Regions from separate parts of the Homo sapiens genome. Here region 2 is linked to region 1. Evidence: chromatin contacts called from ENCODE Hi-C data. All regions are on one chromosome and are shown on one strand. Each heading gives the region's core, a stretch centred on a gene start or an enhancer-like site at or near the end of the contact. The rest is flanking DNA. Distances are from core to core; before and after follow the strand shown.

What was found. A loop is a pair of places that touch in the nucleus more often than their neighbours do. Pooled maps may share reads with other maps.
Region 2: a loop to region 1 is called in a map of CD8-positive, alpha-beta T cell, with 17 times the contacts of the local background. The contact joins the promoter of FOSL2 here to the promoter of NCOA1 in region 1. A Hi-C loop is called at or near these places in 2 of 168 maps with a recorded cell type or tissue (CD8-positive, alpha-beta T cell and gastrocnemius medialis) and 5 of 50 pooled maps.

Annotation. Positions count from the first base shown.
Region 1 is chr2:24,488,396-24,492,742 of GRCh38, forward strand. It overlaps NCOA1 (nuclear receptor coactivator 1), which reads left to right and starts at 2,859. Exons shown (of 23, transcript NM_003743.5): 1 at 2,859-3,207. RefSeq lists silencers at 2,512-2,851, 2,829-2,987, 3,142-3,631.
Region 2 is chr2:28,390,633-28,394,417 of GRCh38, forward strand. It overlaps FOSL2 (FOS like 2, AP-1 transcription factor subunit), which reads left to right and starts at 2,226. Exons shown (of 4, transcript NM_005253.4): 1 at 2,226-3,190. The coding sequence starts at 3,089. All of the region lies in intron 1 of FOSL2-AS1 (FOSL2 antisense RNA 1), which reads right to left. RefSeq lists silencers at 1,443-2,562, 3,049-3,225 and enhancers at 2,256-3,187, 3,343-3,785.

The DNA of each region.
Region 1 (4,347 bases), core at 1,609-4,108:
GAACTAGGCTGTTTCTAGTCCACCAAAGGATTATATTAATTTATGGAAACAATAGGGTTTGGACTAAAACCAGTTCTATCTGGGCTATAAGAGTTAAATGTTGTCTTACATTTTTATTTATAAATATCTTCAAAGCATTTTCATTTAATTGGAGTTAGTCTTCCTTGTTGATTGGCATTGTATTTTGGGAGTAAATAAATTTTAAATAGCTAAGGTAAATGGATTTTAGAGAGGCTACTTGTACAGTCACGAAGTAAATCTAATGAATCTTTTGGCCCTATATTTAGGGTTGCTCGGGTGGATTAGTAAAATGGGCCTGTTTAGTAAAAGTAGATGGAGTCTGAGAGAAGTTGAGTATGACCAGAGAAAAGATTACCAATTGGAGACATAAAAGGGTGTTATAACTGCTTTGACAAGTGATTATGACTTGTAGAGGAAGGAGAAAAAAGTCAAAGAGTTATTATTTAAGAAACATTACCAGGCGCAGTGGCTCATGACTGTAATCCCAGCACTTTGGGAGGCCGAGGCTGGTGGATAACCTGAGGTCAGGAGTTCAAGACCAGCCTGGCCAACACGGCGAAACCCTGTCTCTACTAAAAATACAAAAAATTAGCCGGGCGTGGTGGCGGGTGCCTGTAATCCCAGCTACTCGGGAGGCTGAGGCAGGAGAATCACTTGAACCCAGGAGGCAGAGGCTGCAGTGAGCTGAGATCGCGCCACTGCACTCCAGCCTGGGCGACAAGAGCGAGACTCTGTTTCAACAACAACAAAAAAGAAACAGTACCATTCTAGAAAAGAACTCTCTCTTTAGCATACATGGATGGTTATGGCAATATAAATTAACACCTAAATAATTTGTCATTCAACAAAATCTTAGCACTGTGTGTCTTGAGGATATTTTAAAGTTAATTACGACCCCGGGCTGCAGAGTGGGAGATTGGAAGAAGGAAATTCAGGAGTTGTTTTGTTAACAGTTGAAGCTGTGGAAATAAACAGTCAACCGAAGCCAGAGGAAAGGAAGGAAAAAAATAAAACCTTGAGGATACCAACATTTTTTATGGCCCCGTAAAAAAGGAGCAGCCCAAGAAAAGTGCAAACGAAGGCAAGTTCAGAAATCAGGTAGAGAGACTCATATTGAAGACAAGGGAGGAGAGTTTCAAAAAGGAGGAGTTAGCAGTATCACGTGCTGTAGAAAGGCCACACGACAGTAGGACTGAAGTGGCCACTAGATTTGGCCTTCAGCACTTACTAGAGTCTAGTGGAGACAGGAGTACCTTGCACAAGTGGCTCATTTGTTGGCACCAGAGGCTAGAACAAGGCACTTTCACACAGTCTGCATTGGACTAGATTGGGAAGTAGGCCCTACATTAGGGGACGAAACTCATGAGTGCCCGGGTATTTTCAGCTATTATTGGGGATAGGGACTCTGCGGGTGGCTAGAGGTACTGCTAAGCCAGAGCTCAGGAGATGCACCTAGGGCCCCAGTAGTAGGTCTCCGATAAGAATCAGGGGAATGAATATATAAATGAATGAATATATGAATGCATGTGGGGGTGTGGTCTAGCGATTACTTTATGAGCGTGACAAGGATAGGAAGAGGATGGTGAAAGCATACAGTAGTACCTGCCTGTGAAAGAAGCTGCCCGTCGACTCAGAGAGCTGCCACGGAGATTGGTGTTTTCAAGGCTGTCAGGTTCCCCAGTTGGGAGAAGGGTGGGAAGGGCTTAAGGATTTACAGAGATTGATTTAGGGGAGAACACACAGGAAGCGAAACAGCAGGAAACGCCGGGAGACAGCAGCAGCAGGACAGGATTGAGGAAGGGTAAGAGTGCGAAATGGGGTAAGAATAAAAGAAAGGAATGGACAGATGTATGCTTTACAAGGCACTTCCACGGCGAGTGACTCATTCATGCTTAGGACAACCCAGGGAGAGACATAGGTATATATTGCATTGCCAGCCTTTGGAATGCGGGATGCGGTCCAGATAAGGCCATCGCAGCTCAGAGAGGCTGTTCAGCCGCTGTTCGATTCCTCTGGTGACAAGAACACTCTACTTTTGGAAGTAGCACTTCTATTAGAGAAGTTAAAAAAAAAAAAAAAAGAAAAGGGAGATAAGAAGAAAGGTGTGGGCCCCTTGAGGGGAAAGATCTGTGAATGACAGACATTTTAGATAATTCATGGAATTGCAGAGCCAGAACGGGTCAGGCAGATCTTTTCATCTGTAAAACGAAGGGGGCAGACGATCTTCCTTTTCTCTTGTCTAATAGCCTGTGAAATCATCTAGGCAACCACCTCCCAATTTTACAGAATAAAAAACGAGGCCCGCGGGATATGTCTCGCTCAAAGTAACAGAACGCCCGAGTGGAGGGACAGGCCCGGAGCCGACTCCGCCCCGTCCGCAGGGCCTCTCGCCGCTCCGACACCTTCCCAGAAAGATAAAGAACAGCGGGAGGCGGCAGGCCCGGCGGCCTAGCTGCGAGCGCCCTGGTGTTCGAGGCCGCTTCCCGGCAGCAGTGGGAGGAACGCCCCGAGGGGAGGGCAGGAGAGGGGCGGGGAGGAGTTGAGACGGGCGGGGAAGAGTTCGGGCCTCCTTTCCCACACTTCGTTAGGACGCCGGCTGGGGCGGGCCGGCAGAGGGCGCGGGGCGGTTCCTCGCTCGGCGGGCCCGGCAGGCCCGGCGGGCTGGGGGCGCGCTGTCCCGGGCGCACTGTCGGAGCTCGCGGGCACCGGGTCGCGGCGGCCCGGGCGGCCGGAGCCGGCAGGGGAAGTGCGGCGGGCGGGCAGGCGGGCGGCCGGGAACGGGCGGGGCGGGGCGGGGCGCGAAGGGGGCGGTGCCGCGAGCGGGGGGCGGTGGCGGCGGCGGCGGTGGCGGCCGAGGAGGAGAACATGGCGGCCGCGGAGAGCGGCTGAAATGCCTGTTCTTCAGGCCGGGCGAGCGGGAGTCTGACGCGATTTGCTGAGCTCTGTCCTCCGACGGCTGCCTCGCGGCCTTGAGGGCCTCCGCCGCCTGTTCGCTGCTGCTCCCTCGAGCGGAGCCTGCGTCAGGTTCCCTCTGCATCCCCCTGCGGGGGGACCCCTGCTCCGGAGGAGGGGGCCGGAGAGCCGCGGCGCCGGGCCCGAGGAGCGGCGGAGGCCGGGGCGGCGCCGCCGCCACGGTCGCGGACGAGTGCGGCGCCGGTGAGCGGGGCCCAGAGGCGGCGGCGGCAGGTGAGTGGCGGGCTGCGGGTGCGGAGCCTCCCGGTGGGTGCAGCTGTCACGAGCCGCGCGGCCGCGGAGGCCCTAGGGGGCGGGGAGCAGCTGGCGCCCCTCCGCCCCCTGCTCTCCTTTCTCCCGCTCCATCCTCCTCCCACTTCCCCGAGTTCCCCTCGCGGCCCGGCGCGGCTGGAGGGGGCGGAGGTCGCAGCTGTCACGGGCACCAGCTGGGGGCTGCTCCCCGCCGGGGGAAATCGCTGCAGCAGCGACTTCTCTCCGCCTCTTTTCCAGTTGCCCTAGTTAGCGCGGAGAGGGCGAGCATCCGCGGAGGGGGTGCGAGCTGCGCGGCCGCCTGCCCGGCGTGGGGAGCGGGCGCCCCGGGCCGCCGCCGAGAGGGGGAGCCGGAAGTCGGCGCGGGCGCCCCTCGGCCCCGACGACGCCGTGACCTTGGCCGGCCCGCTCACCTCTCGGAATCTCGCCTGCCGGGACCGCGAAATGGGGGCGACCGCGGCGTCCCTCTCCGTCGGCGCAGCCCTCGACGGCGCTTGGGTTTGACCCCGGCGCGCTTGCTCGCCCCTTCTCCCGAGAAGGGGTTTCGGAGGTAGACATGGGATGGATACTGGACATGTTCCTGTCGCGGCCCGGGTTTGGTCCCCTTCCTGGGATTCAGCCGAAAGGGCCGAGGAAGGGAAGCAAACATGTTGACGAGGCGATTGGGAGGTGGGGTTGGTTAGTGGGCAGTGACAGAATTCGGGCCGCTCTCTAGTCCCTTGTAAAAGACCTGAAAAAATCGGACACCCAGGGTCTCCAGTCCTTACTACCCAGCTGTGGTGGCTGCTTTTTTATTTTATTTAAAAGCAGTTACCCCCATGGGTAGACACTGCCCAGTCTGACGACGTTAGAGGGAGACGGAGGGGTTGACAATACAGCCTGTGTGTGTGTGACAAGGACAGGCCACGGTGTTGTGTCCGGAGAGTTTCATGGGGAGGAAAACTTTAAGCTGGAGGATCTGTTAGCCTCTCATGCTTGGCCCTCCTCGTTTCTTGTAGAGGTGTTGAACAGGCAGGTGTCCTTGTGCAGAAGGTGACATTTTTTCTTCGGAGACGGTGAGTTTTTAATGTCGAGTGTGATGTTGGTGAGTAAAGGGTTCTTGAG
Region 2 (3,785 bases), core at 976-3,475, 3.9 Mb after region 1:
CTGCTCAAAGGAAAACCAAAAGTGCGTCTGTTCGCGCCGCTCCGACACGCGGTTGCTACTGGGAGGGCTCAGGCAGGGCGCTTTGGCCGCGCCTCCCTTTGCAGCCCCCAAGACTTGGCTAGGGCGGCCTGAGGCCCGCGTGGCGCGGGGAGGGGCTGAGAACCGAGTGGGAAAATGTCACGATTTCTTCTGTGCCCCTCCCGTCCCTACCCCCACCCCCAGTTTTCTGAGTTTTGCTGCTGCCGCTGGGGAAGGACTGATTCGTTTTGCGTCAAAGGACTGCATTTACTCAGTCCTGCTGGGAGAGGCGCGTAAACACCCAGGCAAGCCAGGACGCAGGGATGGGGAGGGGGAAGAAAAAAGCAAAGCACCCACGGCCGGCGCGCGCGTCCGCCTGCCCCACACCCCTCTCCTGGGCCTGCGGAGTTGGGGACTCTGTCCAGCGGGCAGCAGCGGAGGTGCGAGGAGTCTGGCTGGCCTCGCCTCGTCGCGCACGCGCGCGCGTCCTTGGGGATAGCGTTCAGGACAGAATGTGTTTTATAGCTGTAAACAATGACCCCGAGTATTGTTTGGGATTACCGTATCTTGGGGCCCTTGGGGCGGCCAGATGCCGCCAGCCGTCCCGGAAATGCCAGCGCTTTATATAGAGCCCCAGGAAAGCTTCGCGTTCCCGGCTCTATTTTTCTCTGCTACCAACACCCCCACTTTGCAGATAAGGAAACTGAGGACAGAAGTTGTGTGACGGTGCACAGCGAGTTGTCAGCAATGGACTCTCAACACCTCTTAACATTGGGTCCTCATAAGGACCCTGTGGGGTACAGATGGCTGGCGCTACTTAAGAATTGGGTAAACTGAGGCTAACACAGACCCTGGACCAAAACCTAAGTTCCCTGACTTCCGCTACAGTACTTCTCCATTCACACACACCATCATCTCAGCGGAAGGATTGGAGCTCCAGAGCAGAGAAGGGCCTAAGGTCATGTCTCCAAACTCCTTCACTTTATAGGAGGAAACTGAGGCCCAGAGAGGTTAAGGAATTCGTCCAAGATCTCACAGCTCGTAAATAGCGTAGCCGGGCGTTCCTGCTCTAAGGTCTGTGCTCTGTACCCTGCGCCGCGCCCCTCCCAGCCCCGCCCAGCGAGGGAGGAGGACCCAAATGTCCGGCAACCCGCGCCCTGAACTTCGCTCCAAAACAGCTGAAGACGACAACGTTGGGGCACACCCTCTCGCTGGCTTTTTTTTTTTTTTTTTAATTCGTAACAGTCTGGAGTTTGCTTATAAACGCCCGATTACTCTTATTAGATGCGTCCTAATTGCCCGGCGTATAGGGCGGCCGGAATGTCTTGACTGGTTAATTTCATCTTCAAGGCTACTCCTAACGAATTAACTGTAGGACCGAAAACATGAAAAACAAAAAACAAAAAGGGAACCGGTAGGCAGACCGCCACGGAGGGAAAAATAGGCAGGCCAGCCCCGCCCGGCGCCGTGCCCCGCCAACACCCGGCCGCAGGGCGGCGCGGGCACCCTGCGCGCCCGGGGCGCCCGCTGCACTCGGCGGCGCCGCGGAGGGCGCCTACGACCGCGCGCAGCCGCGCCCTCCCTGCGAGCGGCTCTGCGCGCCCGGCTCCCGGCCTCCCGGTGGCGCCGCACCGAACCGCCCGTCTCGCCGTCAGGGCTGTGATTATTTTCTAAAATCCGGAGGCGAGACCCGCGCGGCCGCTCTCGGGGCCCCGCCCCGAGCCCCTTCCCAGGGCGGGGGAGAGGCCGCAGCGCACTCGGGAGCGGGCGAGGGAATCCCTCTCCCTCCACGTCACCCGAAAGCGAGGAAACCCGCACTCGCGTCCTCTAACGCAAATGACCATCTTTGGCAACGTGCGCCAATGGAACAGACCAAGGGCGCTGGGCCCGGGGGGTGAGCGGGGGACTGGGGAGGGCCGGGGCTGCCTCGGCGCCTCCGAACCGTGCGTGGCGCCCGCTCCCGCCCGTGCCACCGCCTGGCTTCCTCGCGCGGGGTGCGCGGTTGGCGTCAGCGCGGCCGGGAGCCGGGGCTGGGAGGGGAGAGCTGCGCCCGCCTCCTCCCCTCCCGCGCCTCTTCCTCCTCCGCGGCCTCCTCCCCCCGCCTCCTCGTGCGCTCCTCCCTGCAAGGTGGAGTCTGGGGTTGACGTGAGTGAATCCACATGGTACAGGGCTGGAGAATAAAGAGTGTGAGTTGAACTCGTGCCATTGTAGTGACTCATCTCGGGCAGAGCGCTAGGGCTCCGAGCGAACCAGCGAGCGAGCGAACGAGCGGCGCTCGGCGGGGACAGAAAGAGGGAGAGAGAGAGAGAGAGAGAGGGAGAGGCGCGGCCGGGCGAGGCGGGCCCGTCCGGGAGCGGGCTCCGGGGAAGGGGTGCGGGTCTGGGCGCCGGAGCGGGGAGCGGGGCCGCGTCCCTCTCAGCGCCAGCTCTACTTGAGCCCCACGAGCCGCTGTCCCCCTGGCGCGCTCGGGGCCGCGGGACGGGCGCACGCCGCCTTCTCCTAGTCAAGTATCCGAGCCGCCCCGAAACTCGGGCGGCGAGTCGGCCACGGGAAGTTTATTCTCCGGCTCCTTTTCTAAAAGGAAGAAACAGAAGTTTCTCCCAGCGGACAGCTTTTCTTTCCGCCTTTTTGGCCCTGTCTGAAATCGGGGGTCCCCAGGGCTGGCAGGCCAGGCTCGCTGGGCTCCTAATCTTTTTTTTAATTTCCAATTTTTGATTGGGCCGTGGGTCCCCGCTGAGCTCCGGCTGCGCGCGGGGGCGGGAGGGCGCGCGCAGGGGAGGGACCGAGAGACGCGCCGACTTTTTAGAGGGAGGGATCGGGTGGACAACTGGTCCCGCGGCGCTCGCAGAGCCGGAAAGAAGTGCTGTAAGGGACGCTCGGGGGACGCTGTTCCTGAGGTGTCGCCGCCTCCCTGTCCTCGCCCTCCGCGGTGGGGGAGAAACCCAGGAGCGAAGCCCAGAGCCCGCGGCGCGGCCGGCGGACGAACGAGCGCGCAGCAGCCGGTGCGCGGCCGCGGCGAGGGCGGGGGAAGAAAAACACCCTGTTTCCTCTCCGGCCCCCACCGCGGATCATGTACCAGGATTATCCCGGGAACTTTGACACCTCGTCCCGGGGCAGCAGCGGCTCTCCTGCGCACGCCGAGTCCTACTCCAGCGGCGGCGGCGGCCAGCAGGTAGGTGCGGGCCCCGGTGCACCTGGCGGCGCGGGCGGACCCCTGCCCTCTTCTCGCCGCCACTGCCTCTTTTGCTTTCTTTTCTTTTTCTTGGCGAGAAAATACCTACGGGCCACCGTTGTAAGTTCTGGATTTTCGTCCTCCCCTTCCCCCCCACCCCCTTTTAAACTAGGGGATTGGAGAGTGGGCTTGAAGAGACAACATGCCCTTTTCCTCTCACGTTATATTTTACCCAGATAGACTCCTGGAATTGTAGGCCCCCTACCAGGAGCCTGTTACCTCCTTCCAAGAACTACTCCCCCTCCCCAGTGTCTGCCCCCCCCCCCCCACCCCTGCCCCGCGTCTTCTCTCTGGGTGGTGGACAGACAAGAAAATCTTTGCACCCACTGGCACCTCTCGACATCCTGGGACCCTATTCCTTCAGGAAAGCCCTCTCTCTCTCCTCCCCGTTCTCCATCAGTCATAACTCCTTTCTGAAAGGGGTTGGGGACCCAGAAACATGGTTGGACTCCTTCAAGTAATCTGGAGCGAGGGCGAGGGCTGCCGCTCTGGGAATCAGGTGCGAAGGTCAGGAAGGAAGAAGCCAGCCTTGGTT